Regions from separate parts of the Homo sapiens genome. Here region 2 is linked to region 1. A link is a loop called in an ENCODE intact Hi-C map of the cell type or tissue named here. Cell type or tissue: MCF 10A. All regions are shown on one strand. Links, peaks and the distances in the headings refer to the core of each region. The heading gives the core; the rest is flanking DNA.

Region 1 (12,098 bases), core at 2,047-10,046:
GCTGGGGTTACAGGCATGAGCCACCACGCCCGGCCCAGAATTCTTTTATTACTTTAAAACTATTTCCAGTCACACAGCAATTTAATAAAGTTGAAAACATATTAAAAATATAATTTGTCTTTATTTAACTTCATAAACTGAGGCAAGTCAAACAAACCCTAGCAGAAAGATCAACTGGTTGACTGTCTTAAGAAAAACCACGAAAGCTATTCTTTGTAGGTCTCATCATACCCTATAAAGGGACAAAAAAATGAGGCTCTGACAGCGGATATTGACAACACATGATTAGAATTTCTGATCTCAACGGTTACGTTTTTTTCTAAGCAAAAAATAAAAATAAATTAGATTACAATTATTTGTAAAATTTCCTCTAACAGCAATTGTACAGTCATGTTCAACACACCATATTAGAAAATTGCCCATTGCAACATTTAAACTTTTATGCTTCAGTCTAATCCAAAGTTATTCAAGTCTGATGAAGGTTCCTTGTGGATTTCAATTCCTTCGCAAGGGAAGGATAAATGGGTACGAGTCTTTTCAACTTAAAATATGAAAACCGAGTGGTCATTTTACAAAGACCTGAGAAAGAAAAAGAGCTGAGATTGTAATCTGCTATTTCTTTCTGGGCAACCACCACCCAGCTCCCTGACAGCTGGAACCACAGTAACAGAACCCAGCTCTCTGACAGCTAGAACCACAGTGACAGAGCAGGCAGAGTGCTCATAGAAGAAGTGGTTAGAACAACACTATTTTAGCTTGAGTCCCTTTAGGGCTCTTTGATGATCTCTTTCCCTCCATAACACGCACACATATTATTTAGTTAGGGGATTTTTCTGTCTGCAAAGGTAGACCCAACAGGAATGTTGGCAGTGAACATCATGCTGTCCTAAATGAGGAATTGTGTGCTTGGTTTGCAGGGACAGAAAAACCTCACTGGAACCCTACTAAGCTGAAGTAATGATGATTTAGGCAAGATTCAAGAAGATGCCAATAAAGACATTCTATAGCATTTTAGAGCAGAAAATCAAGGCCAAGAACACAGAAAGACTTCTACAGGGCTGAAACACAACTCTTCAATAGTTCATTCCTGGGACCTGTCTCCCTTGTTTTGTTTTTCAATATCCTTATCCTTGGCTCCTGATTCTAAGGCATAAAGATATATGAATCTTGACCAAAGTCATATGTGGTAAAAATAGGAGTCACATCCAAGGCTGCCTGGCTCTAAAATTCAGCTTTTAACTCTATACTATTAATATGCAACTATTCTAAATTCCAAGGCAGTCACTTTTTTTTTGGCCTAAATTTGAATTAGGCAAATTTGAAAGACTACAGTACAAAATATTTAAGATCTTACATTATGCCAAAATAAAGTATACAGCTCTCCTATTTTTTGAATTGCTGAGAATTGAAAAATTTCAAAACTGACTGGAAGACTCAATTGTAAAAAGTTTTTATGACATTGCCATAAGAGAGTATAGATTTACATGGAAATAAATATACATACATATACATATCATTTTTGTCAGTATCCCATGAAGCATGTTGCAGTTAACATGCATCAGTATTCCTGAGCAATATGTATCATCATTATGTTGATATCTTAATATGTATTGTCATAATTTATTATTTAATAAACATTGTTACTAGTGTAACCTGAAAAATATCTTCTTTAACAAAGTCATCCACATATTCACTATGTCGCAGTGCTAGAGCTGATGCTGAAAATTGTGCCTGGAAATCGCTCACTTTTAGGAACATGTTAGATGTGATAAACCACAAAGCAGTAGATCAAACTACCAAAGCGTGCTGTGCTGTTAATTTTAGAGAGCACTAAGGGAAGCATTAGAGACATTGCTGAGAAAATAAAAAGCAGTCTTAAAGCAAAAATATGTTAACCACAGTTGTAAGACTATATGGTCCCAAAATTAAATTTGCTCCTTCACTCCACTTTTACATTGGTTCCTAGGAAAAAGTTAGGCTTGAATGATGCTGGGTTTTCAGGAATGCATCTCTCGCACAAATGGCAACCACCCTGCCTTTTTTCATTAAAAGCATCTGACAATGTTCAGCTTTCTTGCCCAGCTCTATGAAAGAGTCTTGTAGTTTATCAACAAGAGTGGAATGTCCATGGAGATAAAGACTCATGTAGCCCCAGTACTTAATGCCATGCTTACCTGGAGTATAACAGTATCTAGTAAGTATTCAGTCAATAAGCAAATGAATAAATATACTACCTCAGATCACTTACCACCATCACTAATCCCCAAAATTTCACTCTGAACTCGTCCCCCTGGATCGTTTATAAGAGTGCTTTATTCAAAGAATTGACAACTTACCCCTAATCTGGCCTGTCAAATAACAACTAATTAAGCCATTTTACAATTCTTTACTAATTCTAACAAATGATAATTTTTGACACAGAATTGTATCCAAGGCATCAGAGTCTTTCCCACCATGGGGTTTTCAACGCAACACTTTGTTTTGATATTCTCCATCTTCATTGAGAACAGACGTAAGAAATAGCTTTTTGAGCTGTTCTTTGTGCTCATGGTAAGGATGATAAGTTTTTAGTTATATCACACAAGGTCCAGTTCACCAGAATCCCCCATATAAATTCCTGCCTGATGCTAGTTATCAATAGCAAATAGATTTTCCCGGGCAATTGATTTGTTTTCATCTCTTTAAACTGTAAATTGTATAATTAGCAATGTTTCTTTTTGTCCATGTGTGCGTGTGTGTGTGTGTGCTTTACATGCTAAACTTAGAATCTAAATTTGTGAAGCAATGTGACAAGAGTTTAGCCCAATTTCTGGTCATCATTTTTGTCCCTATCCTTACCTTTCTTTTATGGCTTTCTATTTTAATTTATCTTGTATTTTATTCATCTTTTATTCAAGCCCCTTTTGGAACAGGGCCAAGTCTCAACTGCCAAGTAAATAATGTCAAAATCTATCAAAGTCATTAGTTTTCTTTTACCCTTTGAAGGGAGAAATTAATGGACTTTGCTTTAGTAGATAAGATAGGCATGCATTCTTTTTTACACACCATGTAGCTTTTTCTAGGCTAGGTGATATGTTGTTAAATACTCAGTGACTCTAACTTTGTTATAGGTGGTACTAATTTATCTGGTCCAAGATCCAAACTCACTGCTCTGTTCCCTCTGAGCTTGTTTGGGGACTGGAAGCAAAGTCAGGGCAGGGCATAGATCACATTGTTCATCTCCAGCTCAGAGTCTGTTTGTCAATTTCTTTTTTTTTTTCTTTTTTTTTTTTTTTGAGAGGGAGTCTTGCACTGTTGCCCAGGCTGGAGTGCAGTGGAACTTCTTGGCTCACTGCAAGCTCCGCCTCCCGGGTTCACGCCATTCTTCTGCTTCAGCCTCCCGAGCAGCTGGGACTACAGGCGCCCGCCACCACGCCCAGCTAATTTTTTGTATTTTTTTAGTAGAGACAGGGTTTCAACATGTTAGCCAGGATGGTCTCAATCTCCTGACCTTGTGATCCGCCCGCCTCAGCTTCCCAAAGTGCTGGGATTACAGGCGTGAGCCATCGTGCCCAGTCTACCTGTTTGTCAATTTCAATGAACTTTCATGTGGATGCCATCTGGTCTTTATCTGCAGTGTCTGTGTCTGCCTTGACAGTTTCATCTTGCGAGTTTTCCATTAATTAGGCCAGTAACTCTGATCTGTTTGGTTATTTGTTACCAAAGTCTAAGGCACAGAGTATGCAGACTCTAGACTCAGGCTTGCATTCATTTGTCAAATCTGTCACTTGCCAGCTGTGTGACTTTGTCCCTTATTCTCTCTGTGACTCAGTGTCCTCATCTGTAAAAGGACACCAACAACAGTAAATTATGGGGATTAAATGAGGCACTGTATGTGAAATCCTTGGTACAGTGCCTGGCATATGGCTGGTAGTCACCGAAAGTTTTCTATTGTTATATTGTTGCTGTTTGTAGTTTCTGCAAGTTCCACCTTTCCATGACATCCATTTAACCAGTTCCATGAGCATCTAGCTGACCTTGCCCTTCTTATGGATATAAAGACTCTATTATTTTTAGCCTCGGAGTCCCTTACCAATACTCCCCTAAATTCTTTTTTGGGGGGCATGTCTAATTTCTAGTGTATGCCTTCCTGTTTTCCTCACTCAGCTTGTCTTTCCATTTGTGAAAAATGGAAGGAGAAAAACCTATTTTATTTTGCCAATTGACCATGAAGAGTTGTATGTGTGCTTTTGTTGTTTTCCTTAAAGTGCCAGGTCTTTTAGTTCCTTGGCATGCATTTGTCCTGGACTTTTAGCAAGCTATTCTAAAATAGTCACCAGGCTGTCTTAGCTTTTAAACTCTTCCTTTCAGTTTTTCGTTAGCAAATGTTCCCACTTGGCCATTAAGCTCTTTTCATGAATAATAACATGAGGCATTTCTTTTGGTTTTCCTTTTTCCTCTGGGAAGTAAAAATTGCCCTGACAACTGCTCACTAATGTTTCACCCCCAATTTCTTCCTGCAAGATGCCCAGTCATGACTCAGGGCCAAGTTCCACATCTTTCTTTCCATCTGGGCTATTCTACAAAGCTGCCTTCTCAAAAGCTTTGCCTCTACCTGTCTCTTGATAGGTTTTTTCTGTTGGCCTAGTTGAATCCCGTATTGCTCATCCTTTTATCCATCCAACAAGTATTTCATGAGCCTCTATTTTGTGTCAAATTCCCACATAAAGTGAAGAGGACCCCTTGGTGCATAAAACAGCATCCCTGTCTGAAGGAATGTACTGTCTAGTGAGGATTAATGTTATGATGGGGGAAAGTACACATATTATGGATGCATTTAGCAGAGGTGCCCCACCCAGTTGTATTGGTTTAGGGAAGGCTTCCCTAAGAGGGAGATATATTAGCTGAGATTAATGAAGAAAGAATTATAGTCAAGCTCTGCAATAATGATTTTTTGGTCAAGGACAAACCACATATATGACAATGGACACAAATATAACACCATATTTTTTACTGTACCTTTTCTATGTTTAGATACACACACTTACCGTTGAGTTACAATTGCCTACTTTATTCATTACAGTTGCATGTGGTACTGGTTTGAAGGTTGAGAGCAATAGGCTGTACCATACAGCCTAGGTGTATAGTGGGCTATTACACAACTAGGTTTGTGTAATTGCACTCCATGATGTTTGCACAATGATGAAATCATCTAATGACTCATTTCTCAGAATGTGTCCCTGCCTTTAAGCAACACATGAGTATAATATAAATATGATCCCACTATAGTGGCCATTGAGAGCATTTGCCAATTGACTAAAAGGAGTAGAAAAAGCACATTAGCCAATTCTTTTTAAAACCTTGGCCATGCAAGATTGGAAAGACATTGGTTTCGAGAGGGGAAGAGGTAAAGCATAGGAGGGAACTGATAGAGCAAAAGCATTAGAAGTATCAAGGAACTGGAGATCTAGACATTACCCGAGGAACAGTACTGTGACAGCCACTGAAGGGGAGGGCTGTGAGGACAGGACATGATGGCCACAAGCATGAGTGGCCACAAGGAGTCAAATTGGTGGCCTTTGAGGCTGGGGAGATGATGTCACCATGGGATAGAGGGCCAACAGGGAAGTTGAAGCCATTTGAGATCACAGAACTTCCAGGGTAGAGGAAGCAGAGGGAGAAAATCAGTAAGTCTTGTGCTAAAGACTTCAGTGACTGAGGAAGAAAGACCTAGAAGAGTCAACACATTCAAGAAGCAATAGAAAGCAGCATAGTCATAGCCCAGGCTGCAAAGTCTGAGACACAGGGTGTAAAGTCCAGCTCTGTCACTTCCTGTGTGACCTTGGACAATCCACCTTACTGCTCTGTAAGCTTCATTCTCCTTCTCTTCATGTGGGAAATCATCATAAATGCCTATCTCCTAGAATTACAGGACTCTTCTGTGAGAATGAGGTCACGTGGGAAATACTTAGTCAAGAGGTCAAGACCTTAAGACATTAGGTATCAGATTCCAAATTGAGAAAACTGAGTGAGTGCAAATTATCACAGAAAGTATATAAAACAACACAAAAATAAGAATTAAACTATGGCCCTTAAACTCCTTATAGATATGGAGAGAATAAATGGCAGTATCGGTTGTTGCCTGTAGTGAAAGACATTTGTTCCAAGGCTTTCCCCAAAGACAGCCATGCACAAAGTCCTCCCTTGCCCCCTATTCATAAAAAAGGGGATGTGGATTCCAGAGAACTACATGGGGAGCTTCCTGTGTGAGCCCTGTGGTAGAAGACACAGCATGTACTAGGGTCTCGCTTCCTCCTGTAGATCTAAAGGGCTAATTGCTGATGAACTGGCCAAAGGAGGGATGCCTGCACTGGCTTCAGCCTGCACTCCTAGAGTTGGTCAGGGAAAAAGCTGAGCTAGCATTTTCCACAGACTGGATATGGTGGCCCCAAAGAGAGAGCTGTTGTTTGGTTGCATCGGGTCCTGTCCAACTGGGCTGACTGAACGGGCCACGGAGCCTGCAAGATAGCAGCTAAGGGAGGAGTGACGATTCCCAGGGGCTGCAAAAATGTGCAGAGGAGCAGGCTGCAGTCAGATGTGAGCGAGGATGGTCTCTGAAGAACTTTCTCGCAGGTAAGCAGCCTTCTTCAGCAGGCTGGGTGGGAGCTGAGTGAAGGTGCCTCATTGTGACTTTGAATAAAGATGGAGGCTCTGCACGTTACATCAGACCAGACGGTCTAATTTCTGAATCGAAACTAGACTCTATTCAGCCATCGAATTTATTCATGCCTGGTAATTTAATGTGACTAAGGCTTTTTATTACTTTGGAATAATGGGGAATTAATATAGTGACAATAAAATCAGTATGATGGTGATTGTTATAATTATTCCTATTACATCTTCTTTTAGAAGATGGGAAAGAACTATAGAGGGACAAAAACAGATAAAATAGTTCCTTGAACACCTGTGAGCTCTACATGTTCAACATCACATTATTATTAAATAAAAAGAATGAAGACCAGCAAAAAAGATATAGCTGTTTGATATGAATCTTAAAGAAACTAGAGAGTTTTACCTGAAGTTGGATAATTTATTAAACTCTGGAAGGAGTGTGAAAGAGGCAAGTCTTACCTTTAATCCTGAAATACACAGAATGAGAGTGAGTCGTAGCTCTGAGAGAGGAGTCATGGGAGGCTCCCTCATTTCAGTCAAGCACAGAAAAAGGAAGAGTTTTCTAAACAGGCTGAGTATGTAGGGCGAGTCTGCCCATCTGGAATGGATGTCTCTGAGTGAACAGAATGGAGATTGAACCAAGGTAGAGGAAGCAGAGGGCAGGATGAGCAAGATAGAAGGGAAAGAATGGGTGAACAAAATTCCACATTTCCATTGGTGACTTAGAACAGAGGTAGAGGGCTGGGCATGGTGGCTACACCTGTAATCCCAGCACTTTGGGAGGCCGAGGTGGGTGGATCACCTGAAGTCAGGAGTTCGAAACTAGCCTGACCAACATGGAGAAACCCTGATTCTACCAACAATACAAAATTAGCAGGGCGTGGTGGTGCATGCTTGTAATCCCAGCTACTCAGGAGGCTGAGGCAGGAGAATCACTTGAACCCAGGAGGCGGAGGTTGCGGTGAGCCGAGATCACACCACTGCACTTCAGCCTGGGCAACAAGAGCAAAACTCTGTCCCCCAGCACCCACCAAAAAAAAAAAAAAAAAAAAAAAAAAGAGCAGAGGTAGAGATGGGGCAGGTAAGTTCTGCAGAACTGGGAACAGGGACCTAAGCCTCTCTCCAACAGGACAGCCATGAACTGGGTTGATTGTGTTGAATTCTGTAGCTTCCCATTGTCATTTCTAACTCCAGGGAAATGCATTTAAATGGTCAGGAGGTACCTTCTATAATGTTTACATATATACACACACACACACATACACACATACATATAATTCAAGTTCTGCTATTTGTTATTCATATGTGACGGCAAAGGCCTATAATGTATAATAACATCTAATGGAAATAGCAACATTACGTTTATAATACAGGTGTGGTGAGGTGTAATAGTGGAGCTGCATTCACAGCACACATTTGTACACGTTTGAATTGCCTGGGCTATGAGGCTGCTGTGCTGATAGCTGCTCTCCCAAAGTGCACGTGTGTATCTTTTCAGGATCTTCTTAAATTAGGTTGGTGCAAAAGTAATTGAGTTTTTTGTCATCAAAAGCAATGACAAAAGCCCCAGTTACTTTTGCACCAACCTAATAACTCAGAAATAAATGAAATTGAGGCTTTGTGTGGCTGGGGGTATGGAGAGTGAGCTCCATCACTCTCCCCTAATGTCTGCAGCCCTGTGATTTGCAGTGAGAAGCTCCTTGCTCTCCTTTCTAATAATTCCTGTTTGGGGTTGCAGTGGCATTTTTGCATGTTGTGGTTTGCTTCCTATGCTATGATTGGTTCACATCACTGCCTTTGAGTTCCAAATGCAGGAAAGCTGAATCTACTGCCTTCTTCTCCATCCAGTGCTGAGATCTGCCTTTTGGGATCCTGCCCTGAAGCCAAGGACAGCAGGATGAGAAATGAACATCTCTGTAGCTCCCCAGAATAAGACACCACCCAAACTTCAGTCCTTTCCCTAGCAACTTCTGGGGCTCCAGCCCAATTTGTTATATACAAACATGCACCAGAATTTGGCATTCCCTGGAATTAAGCCAAGTCACAGGCCAGACGTGCTTATTAGTTGATAATGAATTGCATTTTACATATTTATGCATTGGATATGTATTTCACTAGCATGCGTTTGCTATATATTTCACTTGGCAGTTTCCCAAACATTTTTATGTCCAGTGTCTCAGACACAGTGGTGAAAATGTACATAGGTTTTGGTAGAGATGGACCTGGACTTCCCCACTAGCCAGGGATGTGACTCTGGACAACTTAGGAAACCTCTCTGTGACTCATTTTTCTTGTTGGAAAAGGACATTTGTAAAATAGTCTCCCTTACAGGATTGCCTTACGGACCAATTGAGAGTCTTTATATAACATTCTTAATCTAATACCTGATATCCAGCAGCATTTTAGTTACTATTAATAATCATGGTACTATTATTAACTCCACAAGGGCCACATGCTTATCCCCATGTAATGGATGAGGCAAGACAGGCTCAAGAAATTGAGTGACTGTTTCCATGCCACACGCTGAAGCAGTGATCTCAAGAGGCCAAACTCAGTGACTTTTCCCCTATGTTTTTATTGACTTGCATTTTAGTAATTAGTGCCAGGCCACGCTAGACATAATCAATCAATCTATCTATCATGTATCTATCCATCCATCCATCCATCCATCCATGTACCTGTTTATCTATCCATCTGTCCATTCATCCATCTATCCATCCACCCATGTATCTATCTATCCATGTATCTATCCTTCCCTCCTTCTATCCACCTACCTATCTATCTGTAGTTTTCTTTTAATCATACAAAGATTCAATCATTTTTATAGCAATAACTGGCTGTTTGTTTTTGCAAACTCAGCCTAAGTTTACCTGGTCTTTGTGTCATGTTTCTCTAAAATGCAAATTTTTTTTCTTAAACTCACAATTTTAGGAAGCATTTGTGCAGCCTATTCCCCTTCATGGATTAAGTTAGAAGAAATCAGACAATTTGATTCGGTACTTGGTGCTTTAGGTATTTTATCTAAATTGGCAAAACACTCCTTGCCCCTCCAAAAGGAATACTGGGGTCCTGAGCATGCATTAGCTGTGGTTTCTGCGGGGGCTGGTGTCACATCGGCTTCCTGAACAGAGGTCTGCACATGAAGGGAAAGAGACCTCATAGCAAGTACACAAGCCTGGCATGGAATCTAAACACTCTTTAGTCGAATGTCAGATGACAGCTTGGATTTCTGAGTTTTCTGAGTGTGATCTGAGGAAGCGGGCCTGGCCTGCCACCCACGTTTTTGGCAAGCAATGAGGCTTACAACTGACTGTCCTCCAGTCGGCTCCTGTGCATGAGCGTTTTGAAGGACTTCGGCAAGAAGCCAAAGTGACATCATTGCTGCTGTTATCAGATGGGATGAAGTCCACATGTAAGGGCCCCGGATTTGGGCTGCTTGGGTTTGGATGGGGGAGGGGCAGGAATCTCACCAAGAGTCTTTTCTTGATACCTGAGTCCACCTGACACCGAGTGCGTGCTCAGTAAATATTTGTGGATATGACCCACTGACCTTGGAAATCAGCTGAATTTCAGAACTGTCCGTTCATTCTAAAGATAGCTCTTTGATTCTTTCACTGATTAATGAGTCAGGCTCCGTCTTTCTACCACCTCCTGAAATGCCCACGCTCACTAAGAGTCTGCGTGCTGCACTGCCAGACACACTTCATTTGGCAAAACTTAGGTTATGAGCTCACAATGTCAATTCAGGAAACGCAAGATGTATTTATCTAAGAGATCTTTTGCTTAGACTCTGTGCTAACGGTGATTCTCCCACCTTGGGATAAATGTAAATGTTTTGCCTTTTCATTTTGAAGATTCTTATTGTCAATATCAGTTTGTAGCTAAGGTCTGCATACTTTCTCTGGGTGAAATCATCATTCCCTATATTTCCATCTACCATTTCCATGATGAAGACTCCAATATCTATACCTCCAGGCCAAAACCCTGTTATTCTTCATTAATTTTATCAGATCTACCTTCACAAAATTTATTATGACCACATGCCACATGTTATAATTAACTTAATTTTTTCCATTAAATGGATTATCTCCTTCTCTATCTAACTAGATATTTTTAAAACAACTTTATATCATGAGCATATAAATAGAAAACCCAGCTTCATCCATGTCCCTGCAAAGGACATGATCTCGTTCCTTTTTATGGCTGCATAGTATTCCCTGGTGTATATGTACCACATTTTCTTTATCCAATCTATCATTGATGGGTATTTGGGTTGGTGCTGCAACGAATATATGTGTGCATGTATCTTTATACTAGAATGATTTATATTCCTTTGGGTGTATACCCAGTAATTGGATTGCTGGGTCAAATGGTATTTCTGGTTCTAGATTCTTGAGGAATCGCCACACTGTCTTCCACAATGGTTGAACTAATTTACTTCCCACCAACAGTGTAAAAGCGTTCCTATTTCTCCATAGCCTTGCCAGCATCTGTTGTTTCTTGACTTTTTTTTTTTTTCAGACTGAGTCTCACTCTGTCACCCAGGCTGGAGTGCAGTGGCATGACCTCGGCTCACGGCAACCTCCGCCTCCCAGGTTCAAGTGATTCTCCTGCCTCAGCCTCCCAAGTTGCTGGGACTACACGCGCACACCACCATGCCTGGCTAATTTACATTTTCAGTAGAGATGAGGTTTCGCCATGTTGGCCAAGCTGGTCTGCAACTCCTAACCTCAGGTGATCTACCAGCCACAGCCTCCCAAAGTGCTGGGATTACAGGAGTGAGCCACCAAGCCTGGGCTGTTTCTTGACTTTTTAATAATCGACATTCTGACTGGCATGCAAACACTGCACGTTCTCACTCATAAGCGGGAGCTGAACAATGAGAACACATGGACACAGGGAGGTAAACAACACACACCGGGCCTGTCGGGGGGATGGCGTACAGGGAGGGAGAGCATCAAGATAAACAGCTAATGCATGTGGGGCTCAATACCTAGGTGATGGGTTGATAGGTGCAGCAACCCACCATGGCAAACGTTTACCTATGTAACAAACCTGCATGTTTTGCACATATATCCTGGAACTTAAAATAGAATTAAATTTAAAAAAAAAAAAAAAAGAAAAGATAACCCAGCATTACTTACCATAAATAGCAACTATTTAGAAGTTCAATACTCTAATTTCTCTTGAGATCGTATAGCTCTTTCGCTTTTTACTATTTAGAAGTTGAAGACACCAAACGGCCACCAAATCCTGTGAATCTGAGCTCAAAAACAACTTAAATCTGGTCTCATTTCTGCTCCCCCACTGCCACAGGGCTGAGTTTTGCAACAACCTCCTCTGTTTTTCCTTTCACTTAATTTGCCAGTTATTCCTGGCCGGGTGCGGTGGCTCACGCCTGTAATCCCAACACTTTGGGAGGCCGAGGTGGGTGGATCACCTGAGGT
Region 2 (11,951 bases), core at 3,952-11,951, 72 kb after region 1:
TATTCCTGGCCGGCGGGTGCGGTGGCTCACGCCTGTAATCCCAGCACTTTGGGAGGCGGAGGCGGGCGGATCACGAGGTCAGGAGATAGAGGACACCCTGGCTAACATGGTGAAACCCTGTCTCTACTAAAAATACAAAAAAATTAGTCAGGCGTGGTGGCGGGCGCCTGTAGTCCCAGCTACTTGGGAGGCTGAGGCAGGAGAATGGCATGAACCAGGGAGGCGGAGCTTGCAATGAGCCGAGATCGCGCCACTGCACTCCAGCCTGGGCGACAGAGCGAGACTCCCTCTCAAAAAAAAAAAAAAAAAAAAAGAATATTCCTGGCCGGGCACGGTGGCTCATGCCTGTAATTCCAGCACTTTGGGGGGCCGAGACAGGCGGATCACGAGGTCAGAAGATAGAGACCAGCCTGGCCAACATGGTGAAACTCCATCTCTACTAAAAATACAAAACTTAGCTGAGCATGATGGCGGGGTCTATTATCCCAGCTACTCGGGAGGCTGAGACAGGAGCATCGCTTGAACCCAGGAGGCGGAGGTTGCAGTGAGCCGAGATCACGCCACTGCACTCCAGCATGGGCGACAGAGCAAGACTCTGTCTCGGAAAAAAAAAATTCCCAAGACTCAATGTGACAGACTTAAGATGACATCACAGGGCTTGGATAAGGAGATTTGATTCCTTATAGTTGAAAGCAGTGACAGAAAAATTGAAACAAAATGCCATCCACCATCTACCAACAACCTAGATAAGCCAAAGACTGAGAGAGTCACATTTTGATAGAGTAACCATGTGTCTGGCTTCCCCAGGCCAGCCTCTGATTAGGCTTGTCCCAGAGTAATTGACACCTCCTTTACTCTCTCTCAGAAATGTCCCAGTTTAGAAGATGACGACATTCATCAGGATTAAGTCATTTGTTCAAGGACATCAGTTAAAAAGTGGCAGCACTGGAATTCAAATTAAATCTGTCTGGCTTCAAACTCCACTGCTATTAAATGCTATTAATCTGAACTAGTAGCCTGAATCAGTAACATTTCAAAATATAGTTTAAAAAAACATTAGCATTACTCTCAAGACTATACCATAATTTATAGCTAAACCAATAATTATTGGCACACAGAAACCCTTGGGGGTTTTTCTTAATTAATAAATAAAATGTGTATACAATATAAGCAGCTGGTTCTAAAGAGATTGAAATATGTATTTTTTAAAGTGTATCAAACACTTAGAGTTTACATTTTACATTTGCCTACCTGTTTTTCCCATTAGCCAAACAAAGGTAAGAGTTTATGTTTGAATGGCTATAAATTTCAAATTAGTAGAGTTCAGATTAAGTAGTTTTTATGTGTATTACTGAAACTAATAAAAAAGATCGCTATTCATAAAAGCTTAAAATATCAAGTAATAATTTTAATACTGTGTAAAACAGTATAAACAGTGTAAAACTAGCTATCACTTTCTTGTAAATATTAAGTTACAAAATTGGGGTTCTTTGTAAAGAGAGAAACTTAAGTGTGTATTTGCAGAACATTCATCCTTGGGGACATATTCCGAAATATTAAAAATGCCTATGAAAACCACATATACCTCATTGTGTAAGCTGCGTTTACACATATGACACATGCTTATATGTGAATATTTGCTGATATATTTAATCTCACAGTTTATCTGTGATATGTATGCTATTCGATTTTTTAAATAAGAAAGGAGTATTTCCCAAGTTATGAAGGATTTTTCACTTTCTGTCTCTCCAAGCCATATCTAGAGGGAAATGACCAAGAGAATCACAATGAGATGGAATGGTAGAGGGAATAGAAGTCTTGTGGTTCCTTCTCCATTGCTTTTCAGCTGTGTGACTTTGGGCAAACTTTTTAACCTCTCTGAGTCTCAATTTCTTTTCATGGATATTGAAATGCCACTATCTTAACATTTTTCATCAGGCTCAGAACCCAAAGTGAGCTAACATTTGTGTAGCAATAATTTCAAAAGTACCTTTAGAAACATTATTCCTCATTTTTCAAAGGATTTTAATAATTCAAGTTATTATTTTTATTATTGGAATAAATTTCTTCCAACAATCAATAACCTTAAGCAGCAAAGAACACTTCCTAACGTGGGGCTCTCAGAATTCCAAAAGAGAGGAAAGACAGGCTGGGAGTGGTGGGAGGTAGAATTAGAAGGCCCCACAGAGGAATGAATCACCTCTCAACAGATTTCTACTTTTCAGAATGTGCTCGTGTTGGGGTGGATAAATCCTGAAGAAAGCTCACAGTCTGACAAGTTCAACCGCAGTTGCCAATCTCTGCAGAGCTGCTAAGCAAAGCCCTCTTGAGCTTGGGGAAAGAACTCCTGCCTTGGCCCAGACGAGCCATGCTCTGCAACTGATCTTCCCCCAAGCCTTTTAATGAAGTTTGACACTTGGCAGAGGCGGGGAGCTGAGGCACATGCTCTGAATGAGCTCTCATTCCTAAGAGGTTTTGGCATCACGGGAGCATACCTCCTGCCCTGCTCTTCCTCCAGTTGTCCACCTCCACTCTCAGGGCAGGGGCCGGGGAGGCTGCAGTTAGCTCCATGCCAAGAAGCCACATCAGGCCACATCTGGCTGGAGACATTGGCTGTCAGCACTCATTGCCAGGGTTCCAGTCCAAGATGCTCAGTACAAAGTCCCAGGGATCCTTCCTAGACGAAGCACTCTAAGTTTCTTCTGTAGAGGCAGTGCTGGCTGGGCAGGTGGCAAAGCAATCGTATGATGGACACAAAGTGGCATATATTATCCAGCCTTCTGGGCATGACATGGCAGATTCATGAATTCATGAATTCTTTCATTCAACAAATGAGGATGAAGTTCCTGCCACCACCAGATACGCTTCTACCTGCCTGTGAGGACTGCAGCAGTCAACCGGGTTGAAAGCAGCTCGTATCCTTATGGAGCCTGCATTGCTCTAGGGAGAGACAGCTGAGAAAACATTACATTCACGGGATCATTACAGCTTGCACTTTGTGTCTGATGTGAAAAAATGAGGGGGTCTGGGCACTGGGAAGACCCTTTCTGGGAGGGTGCTCAGGTAGACTCTTTTGATCTGAGCCGAGATCTGCTGTATGAGCAGAGCACAGCCACAGAGACCATCAGGGAAGGAGCATTCCAGGCAGGAGAATGACAGCGAGAGGGAAAGAGCTCCTGCCAGGGAAGGACTGGGGAGGAGGTGCTTTCTAAGCCACATAATACAGGAGAGTAGGTTGCGTCATCACCATGATCACTGTTTGAATGGTCCTCACCCCATACTTTACCTGTGTGTGCTATAGAATGAAGCTGGCTGGAGCTGTGTGGGTCATTGCCTTCTTCGGGCTCCCATGGATGATGCCCACTTCTTTCCACGCTGCATTCTCCTTATGGCTTGTCTAGTCCCACTTTCCTTTTGGACTGAGAGTTCTTTGAAAGCAGGTACTCTGCCTTCTGTTTTTGTAGCACCAGCATCTGGTAGAGCAATTTAGCATTGACAAGGCATCTTGCAAATACTTGCCAAATGTATGAATATAAGAGGCAACATCTGCGGGAATGTTGGAGAATGGGATGGCCTCAAGGTGGCCCAAGGAGGGAAAGTGGCACAAATTCTTTTTTTGTTTTTTTTTTTGAGATGGAGTTTTGCTCTTGCTGCCCAGTCTGGAGCACAATGGCACGATCTCGGCTCACTGCAACCTCCGCCTCCTGGATTCAAGTGATTCTGCTGCCTCAGCCTCCTGAGTAGCTGGGATTACAGGCATGCACCACCAGGCCCGGCTAATTTTTGTATTTTTAGTAGAGACGGGATTTCATCATGTTGATCATGCTGATCTCAAACTCCTGACCTCAGGTGATCCACCTGCCTCGGCCTCCCAAAGTGCCGAGATTACTGGCATGAGCCACTGCACCCGGCAGAGTGGCACAAATTCTTATTGCAAAGTTACAGGCAGGGTTAATCCCAAGGGAATCTGCCAGTGCATGTGTATCTATCACTGGGGCTCTCCGATTTGTCTCACCTCTTCCTCTTGGCATGGATTAAAAGAGCCAAAGGTATTCATTCAGTTACTTTTTATTCTTTCTGGTTGGGAGGAAGGATCATTTTCTTTATACAGGCCGAATGCAATCCCAACCAATTAAAATAGAAGGTGTAATAAAATAACTGCTAAGGAGAAGTAAAAGGAAAAGGGAGAATGAAAGAAGAAAAGCAGAGAAAGTATAAGAGAAATGAATACAAATTATTATCCCTTTGATAATAATATTCCTTTTACAATAACCAATCATTAATACTTCAGAATCATGAATGAGACTCTCAAAAACAAGTCTCAAATGTGGATTGTATCTAGGTTCCGATTTCATATGGCAGTTATCTTATATATTTGAAATGCCAATTGATTATTAAAAACACATTTCTTTAGCTTTGACTACCATGTAATAGACAGGTAACTATTACATCGTTGTTAAACCCCAGTAAATACTACTTATTGGAAACACATTTCTTTCAACTCAACAATATGATTGTGTATGTATCTATTACAGAAATCTTGAAACCCCATCAATTTGTGCCAAAAATACATCTCTTTTCTTTTGAATTCACAAGGCTCAAGATATTGTCTCAAATGGAGTGCTATTAAGTCCCCAGTAACTATCTCAGTAATAAACGATGACCACTGCAGTGAAAGTTTGGCAGTTTGTTTAATCACTCAGAATAATAACTGGAAACAAGAACACTCTACACATTAAAAGCAGATTTGTTCAAAGAATGTTGACCACTTTGTGTCTCGACTGAACTACCACGGGCTCAAATGTTCTGGACAAAAATTTGTAACAGCAAAACCCTTTTCAGGGGCAAATGAATCACTCTGTGGGTTAGGTGCATTTTTCTACCCAATGGATTTGTCGTAGCATTCCTACTTTCTTGGATTTGGACTGTGCCCTAAAGCCCTGGGCTATACCTCTGGCTGGAGCTGTGTAACTAAAGAAGAAAAAATAACAGAATTGAAAGAGATGAAAGAATCTAAACCATCTCCTACCTCATCTAACATACTCATGCCACACAGATGAGCAAATAGAGGGAACTGGTTAGTTCAGGGCCATTTCCCCAGGTTCTAGTCCATCTATCCTTTTGGGAAGTGTAAGAGATACACAAAATCTAAACACAATTCTGCATTAAACTTTTTTTTTCACTAAAAGAAAATTTGCTTTAACTCCCCTGAAACTGGGTGGAGTGTAAAAGACATTAACTATTTTATAATTATATTGATTTTCTGCTTCATTTAGGTTTAGGATAGTAAGAAAGAACGTGATTCATTCGGTAGTTGTAAAGTCAGGCTGACATTCAGTTTGCCAGTGGACAAAATATTAAAACACTTCCCTACAGTTGGGTAAAGCTGTTTCCCAGAGTGCCTGGGGAGTCCCCCGCAACCATCCCGGCAGTCAGCAGCTGCCCCTGCCCAGGCTTTCCCGCAATCCAGCTAAAAGGTTCACACCAGGGTACTTCTGCAAAGCAGCATCTGCCAGTGCTGACCGCGCACAGCCTGTCCCATAAAGCTGCTACCTATTTTGGATCTCGCTCCTGCATATGGCAATAGACTTTGCTAAAGACTGGTGTAGTTCTGAGAAGTGTGAGGAATGATCTCTGCCATCACCTACGTGAGCATAGTTAATAGAAGGAACATAAATACTAAATACAACATTTCCACAGCAATCTATTCCTCTTACCACATGAATAGCTTTTGAGCACTTGCCATGTGAGGTCAGCCCTCTTTAATATTCTCAATATCCATTAACTCGCTTAGTCTCCACAACAGCCCTATGGAGTAGGAACTACTAATTTACAGATGAAACAGCAGAGAGGTAAATTAATTTGGCCCCAAGTCAAACAGATAGGAAGTGGTGGAGGCAAGATTCCAGGCCAAGTACTAGGACTCCAGACCCCAGAGCTCTTGTTTCCAGAGGGGAATGTTCCCTGGGCAGTGTGTGGATTATGATGATAGACTTGTATGTGTTGGCACCTTTGCTTGAACCTTCTAGGCAATAATAAATTGGAATAAACTAAGCGAGTGAAGGGAGGGTTAGGGTAAATTTTTATTCTGGCTTAATTCCCTACTTAAAAGTTGGCGATAGGTGTCTTTATTTAGCTGGCTTTAACGTTCTTGAAATGAACTATTTTCATCTTTTTGTTCTGAGGGTGATTATCAGATGAATTAATGGGTTATTTGGATCAGTCATTAAATTACTGTTAAATTGAAATCAGAAGTGATTCAAAGACAGAAGCCTAAAAGTTGTATGATTTCAATTGTGTGAAATGTTCAGAATAGGTAAATCCATGGAGACAGAAAGGAGATTGGCAGTTTCTGGGGCTAAGAAAGAGGGAAATGGGGTGCAACTGCTGAAGGGTTTGAGGCTTCTTTTTGAGGTAATGGAAATGTTCTGGAATTAGAGCGTTGTGATAGTTGCACAACATCATAAGTACACTAAAGATCACCAACCTGCAAACATTAAAAGCGTGAATGCACTTTGGGAGGCCGAGATGGGTGGATCACTTGAGGTCATGAGTTCAAGAGCACTCTGGCCAATGTGGTAAAACCCCGTCTCTACTAAAAATACAAAAAAATTAGCCTGGTGTGGTGGCACATGCCTGTAGTCCCAGCTACTCAGGAGGCTGAGGTGGGAGAATTGCTTCAACCTGGGAGGCGAAGGTTGCAGTGAGCTGAGATAGCGCCATTGCACTACAGCCTGGGTGACAGAGCAAGACTCCATCTCAAAAAAAAAAAAAAAAAAAAAGGGTGAATTTTATGGTTCACGAATTATATCTCAATTTTTAAAAATAATTTTTAAAAGGAAAAGAAGTTCATAGGTCGGGTGCAGCAGCTCACACCTGTAATCTCAGCAGTTTGGGAAGCCAAGGCGGGCAGATCACTTGAGATCAGGAGTTTGAGACCAGCCTGGCCAAGATGGTGAAACCCCATCTCTACTAAAAATAAAAAAATGAGCCAGGCGTGCTGGCACATGCCTGTAATCCCAGCTACTTGGGAGGCTGAGGAAGGAGAATTGCTTGAACCTGGGAGGTGGAGGTTGCAGTGAGCCGAAGTCACGCCATTGCACTCCAGCCTGGGCAAAGAAGTGAGACTCCATCTAAAAATAAAAAGCGCATCAAAGGCCCCTCTGTCAGGGGATCACTAATTGCAGGAGATATTTTGACCTTTAGCTGGTTGAGGATGAACTACTTCCAGAAAGAAGAGGACTCAGACCACAAGGAGGTAGTGGGTAATCTTTTGATGCAATGAATTGAGAAAAACATCTAGGAAACATTCTATTCAGTGAAATGCAGTAAGTAATTCCTGAGTAGGCACCATATGTAAGAAACAGTGCTACACCGTGACTGACTCTGAGAATATGGTAGCTCTGATGTAGAGACATCTAAGTTGGAAAATAATACAAGGCCAGGTGCGGAGACTCACGCCTACAATCCCAACACTTTGGAAGGCCGAAGTGGAAGGATCACTTGAACCTGGGAGTTCAAGACCAGCCTGGGCAACATAGTGAGATCCCATCTCTACAAAAAAAATTAAAATTAGCTGGGCATGGTGGTGTGTTCCTATAGTTCTAGCTACTCAGGAGGCTGAGACAGGACTGCTTGAGCCCAGGAGATTGAGGCTTCAGTGAGCCATGATTGCACCTCTTACTCCAGCCTGGGCAACAGAAACAAAGCGAAACCCTGTCTCAAAAGGAAAAAAAAAAAAAGAAAGGGAGAGAGAAGACAGACCTCTCATGGTGAGATAGAGTAATTGCTATTGGAGATGTGCCCAAGGAACCCTGCTGGTGCCATGGTTCAATGACTGGAGGTGGCTGGGCGTGGTGGCTCACGCCTGTAATCCCAGCACTTCGGGAGGCCGAGGCGGGTGGCTCACGAGGTCAGGAGATCGAGACCATCCTGACTAACACGGTGAAACCTTGTCTCTACTAAAAATACAAAAAATTAGCCGAGCGTGGTGGTGGCACCTGTAGTCCCAGCTACTCGCAAGGCTGAAGCAGGAGAATGGCGTGAACCTGGGAGGCGGAACTTGCAGTGAGCTGAGATTGCGCCACTGCACTCCAGCCTGGGCGACAGAGAGAGACTCCGTCTCAAAAAAAAAAAAAAAAAAATGACTGGAGGCAGTTCCTAGTCACTTCTACATCACCAGATCCAGACCTTGGACTTTAATGGAATATCTAGAAAAGGTATTTCTTGCTTGCTTAAATGATGCTCAGTGAAAGCACATGAAGCCGATAAAATCATTTAGAATGGCAGAGCAATAATGTTAGATATGAGTTCTAAATTTCTCTTCAAAGAATCAATATGTCAGTATGTTCAATTCTTTGCCTTCTACTTTTAAACTTAACTTCCTCGTAAAGCAACCTTTTTCAATTACCTCCTCCATCCTGACTCATTCCAATTCCCTGCTCTGCCCTGACTCATTCTCCACCCTGACTCATTCTGATTTCCTGCTCTGCTTCCCGCCAAACCACTCACCCTGTCACTGTCTTTAAATTAGCCAATTGGAATTAGTTTAGCCTGTGTGGTCTAATCCTAGCCAATAGGGGAATGACACAGCAGCAGGGGCCACGTGTGTCAGGGATAAGAACCCCTTCCCCTCCCTTGTCCAAGTGTGTGCTCACCATTGCTCCGTCTGTAAGGGCGCACCCTTCTATAGAAGTACATTGCCTTGCTGAGAAGGAAAATTTTATATCGAGCACTATTTCTTTTGTGGCACCGAAACTTTATTTATAACAATGTGAAGAATTACAGATGCTTAAGTTTATTTTCCACGCATGCCAGCTCAAGTTGTGGTGCACCTATCAAGCATAACCTCTGATCAAAGGGGGCCTTGGTGAACACAAAGAAGAGGAAAAGGAAGTGAATCATCTGGACAACTAGATCATTTAGAGCTAGGCTGGAGTGACTCCACCACACCACAAAAATTCCTCTTTAGTGATGAAGATGCTCAGTGTGGCTCCATCCTTTCCTTTCCTGCCTCGTGGTAACGTGTTGAATAGGTCAAACCTTTCTGGTCCCTTTTAGTCATGAGACATTCTCATACCAGCTAAACTATACTTCTAGGAGGAAAATTCACCACTGAGTTTAACACCACTGGATTGTATAATTGCAAATGGTTGAAATTATAAATATTATGTGTATTTTAATTTAAAAAAGTAACAAACACAAAGGAAAAGAAGAACAAGCTCAATCTCACAGGCAATACAGTTTCTCAGTTTCCTTCAAATCAGGCCTCAGGCCCGCATTACACCCTAAGGATAAGCACTGGGCGTGGGCAGTGGGTGTGGCACCATATTCCCTTTTCACTCCCCCATTCTCTTTCCATTTCCATCCTCCTTCTTCTCATAGCTCTACTGCTCCCTGTTTCCCTGAGGATAGGGCCAGGCCAAAGAAGCAAAATTAGAGGGAAAAGGCAAGAACTTGTCACTAAATATTCTTTGCCTTCTGGCTTGGCCATAGGTGTCCTCTGTATGGCGCGTATCCATGTGAGGGCACCTTCCGGGGGTGTAGAGAGAGGCTCTCTGAAAGTCCCTACAGGAATTCTCACTTCATTCTCTTCCATTGGGGAAGATAGGCCCCTGATGCTTTTCTTCAAATGCTCTATTAGTCATGGCTTTTTATGTTCTGTAGTTCTGATGTTTTGACATCTTGTGGCTTTGCTGACGCTAGAGATACTGCCCCTCCCAGGACTAGCCAAGTACTAAAGAAAGTAAAGAACTGGCCCCAGAGTGTGCCTTTCATATGCAAACTAGCCAATCCAGCTTTCTCACACCTCTCCACCTCCTCTATTGGACTCTCACACTCAGGGACCACTCTTTGTCTGCCCTAGTCACCCAAGGACAGGTCCCAGAAAACTAGGGACAGCCCCTATGCCCCAGAGCCTGATGAAATTATTCAAACTAGCTAAGGCTGAATCTACTTACCCTGCCTCTCCCAATCCTTCCCGCAGAAACCACAATAAAAGCTCCTGCTCACAGTTTTCCCTGACTCTTTCTGTCTCCTGACTGACTCTGGTGTGATTCCCTAAGTGTCCCTGTGTGGTGTGGTGTGGTGTGTCTCCTCCTCTTGGACATTGTAACAAAGTATCTTTTCAACAGCAGTTACCTCTTCATCTGTTGGCCTCATCATACCGAGTAGTAATACAACCTATGTTTTAAAACAAATGCACACTCACTTAACCCCGGCATGGGAAATTTAATGTGTCCATTCCCCTTCTCTTCACCCTGCCACCATGGGCTGAGTTAATTAAATAAGACACTCACTGCAGTATTTTCTGGGCAAGAAGAAACCTTCATGGATGCTCTCACACTCCCTGTGACTGTTGTCAGACTCAGCCTAGAACCAGTTCACTGCTTCCAGTTCTGGTGAATGCATGCCGATGAGCTCTTGGATTTAGATGCTCTGCAAGGTTGCAGCCAGGGGTGCAATGCCAGACTCCCCTTCTTTCAGACTCTGATATGGTTTGAATGTGTCTCCCAAAATTCATGTGTTGGAAACTTACTACCTAAAGCAACAGCACTGGGAGGTGGGACCTAATGGGAGACTTTGATATGGCTCGAATGTGTCTCCCAAAATTAATGTGTTGGAAACTTACTACCTGAAGCAACAGCACTGGGAGGTGGGACCTAATGAGAGAGGTTTAGGTCAGGAGGGCTCTACCTTCATGAGTGAACTAATGCTGCTATAAAAAGAGCTTGTGGGAATGGGTTTGCTCTAATGTGCTCTTCTGCCATGTGAGAACACCACCTTCACCTTCTCTAACCCTTCAGCCTTCTCCCATGTGAGCATCTAGCAGGAAGGCCCTCATCAGACACCAGCACCTTGATCTTGCATTTTCCAGCCTCCAGAACCATGAGAGAATAAATATCTGTTCTTTATAAGTTACCCGGTCTCACATAATCTGTTATAGCAGCACAAAATGGACTGTGACATTGTTTCAGAGCTCTCCTCACTCAACTTATGGGTGAGTGGGTAGAACATTAGGGGCGGTGGAAAGCACTGCCATCCAATGATGGGGGCAATAACTATTCACTAATACATTCTCAAATTTCTAGTCTTCCGCATACACGGTGATGGGGTTATGATTACAGGACAAATTCATTTACCTCTTGATGAGTCTTGAAAGAATGGCCTAGCTGCAAACATGGGGACTTCTCTTTAGAATGTGTGAAGACTTGCTTCTTACTACGATCATATGCATTGGATCTCTAGAAACAATTCTAAGAAAATAGTGATTCTTTTCTACAGTGTTTAAAAGCTTCAAGCAAGTCAGTCCACCTCTGGTTAATGACACATACATGACACACACACACTATGTACACACATACATATAATATAAAATACATATGTGTATATAAATATATCTAAACCTGCTATATAGTAACATCTAGTACATTAGTAAACTTTCCACACCACTCCACAGCAGGATTTTGAATGGTTACATTGTATTCTATCATGCGGTTGTACAATACTTATTAGAGACTTATTTTGTTTCTAATTTTAAACGATCATGAATAACATTTCCATAAACATTCTACATACAAATCTTTTTTAATAGCTTAATTTTTTCTCATTATATGTTTTTATAGCTGACTCAAAGGATGTGACTATTTGGTTATTTGAAATATTTTAAAAACTGATCCTCAAAAGATTTTGCTAATTTAAACCACCCCAAGCAATATAAGAAGTTTTCATATCTTTATGGACAATAACAATTATTATTTTTGTGACTAAACAAATACAGCAACAATTGTTCTTTATTACCTTTTTCCTTGACTACTAATTATGTTTTTTTTTTCCTATGCTTTTTGGTTATTTGCATTTTTTTCTTCCATGAGTTATCAACTTTGGCTTTTTTGCCAATTTACCTATTTTATCTTATTTTATCACAATTTTTACTTTCAGAAATTAAAAAG

What was found. Peaks named below come from ENCODE experiments on the same cell type or tissue, not always from the same donor. Only the 100,000 strongest peaks of a DNase experiment are listed, where the experiment ranks them.
Region 2: it touches region 1 in a loop (7-fold over the local background); 8 of 110 quality-filtered maps call a loop at or near these places.

Annotation. Positions count from the first base shown.
Region 1 is chr17:13,414,172-13,426,269 of GRCh38, reverse strand. No RefSeq gene overlaps it. Among named protein-coding and RNA genes, the nearest start is that of LINC02093, 110 kb to the right of the region's middle. In MCF 10A, for the core only: no CTCF peak of the experiment used is centred there; DNase peaks (open chromatin) are centred at 4,519 and 5,189.
Region 2 is chr17:13,344,182-13,356,132 of GRCh38, reverse strand. LOC105371543 (a long non-coding RNA gene) reads left to right here. Exons shown (of 5, transcript XR_934238.3): 5 at 2,226-4,671. Among named protein-coding and RNA genes, the nearest start is that of LINC02093, 43 kb to the right of the region's middle. RefSeq lists an enhancer at 7,879-9,078. In MCF 10A, for the core only: a CTCF peak has its summit at 7,753; DNase peaks (open chromatin) are centred at 7,802, 8,482, 8,922 and 9,802.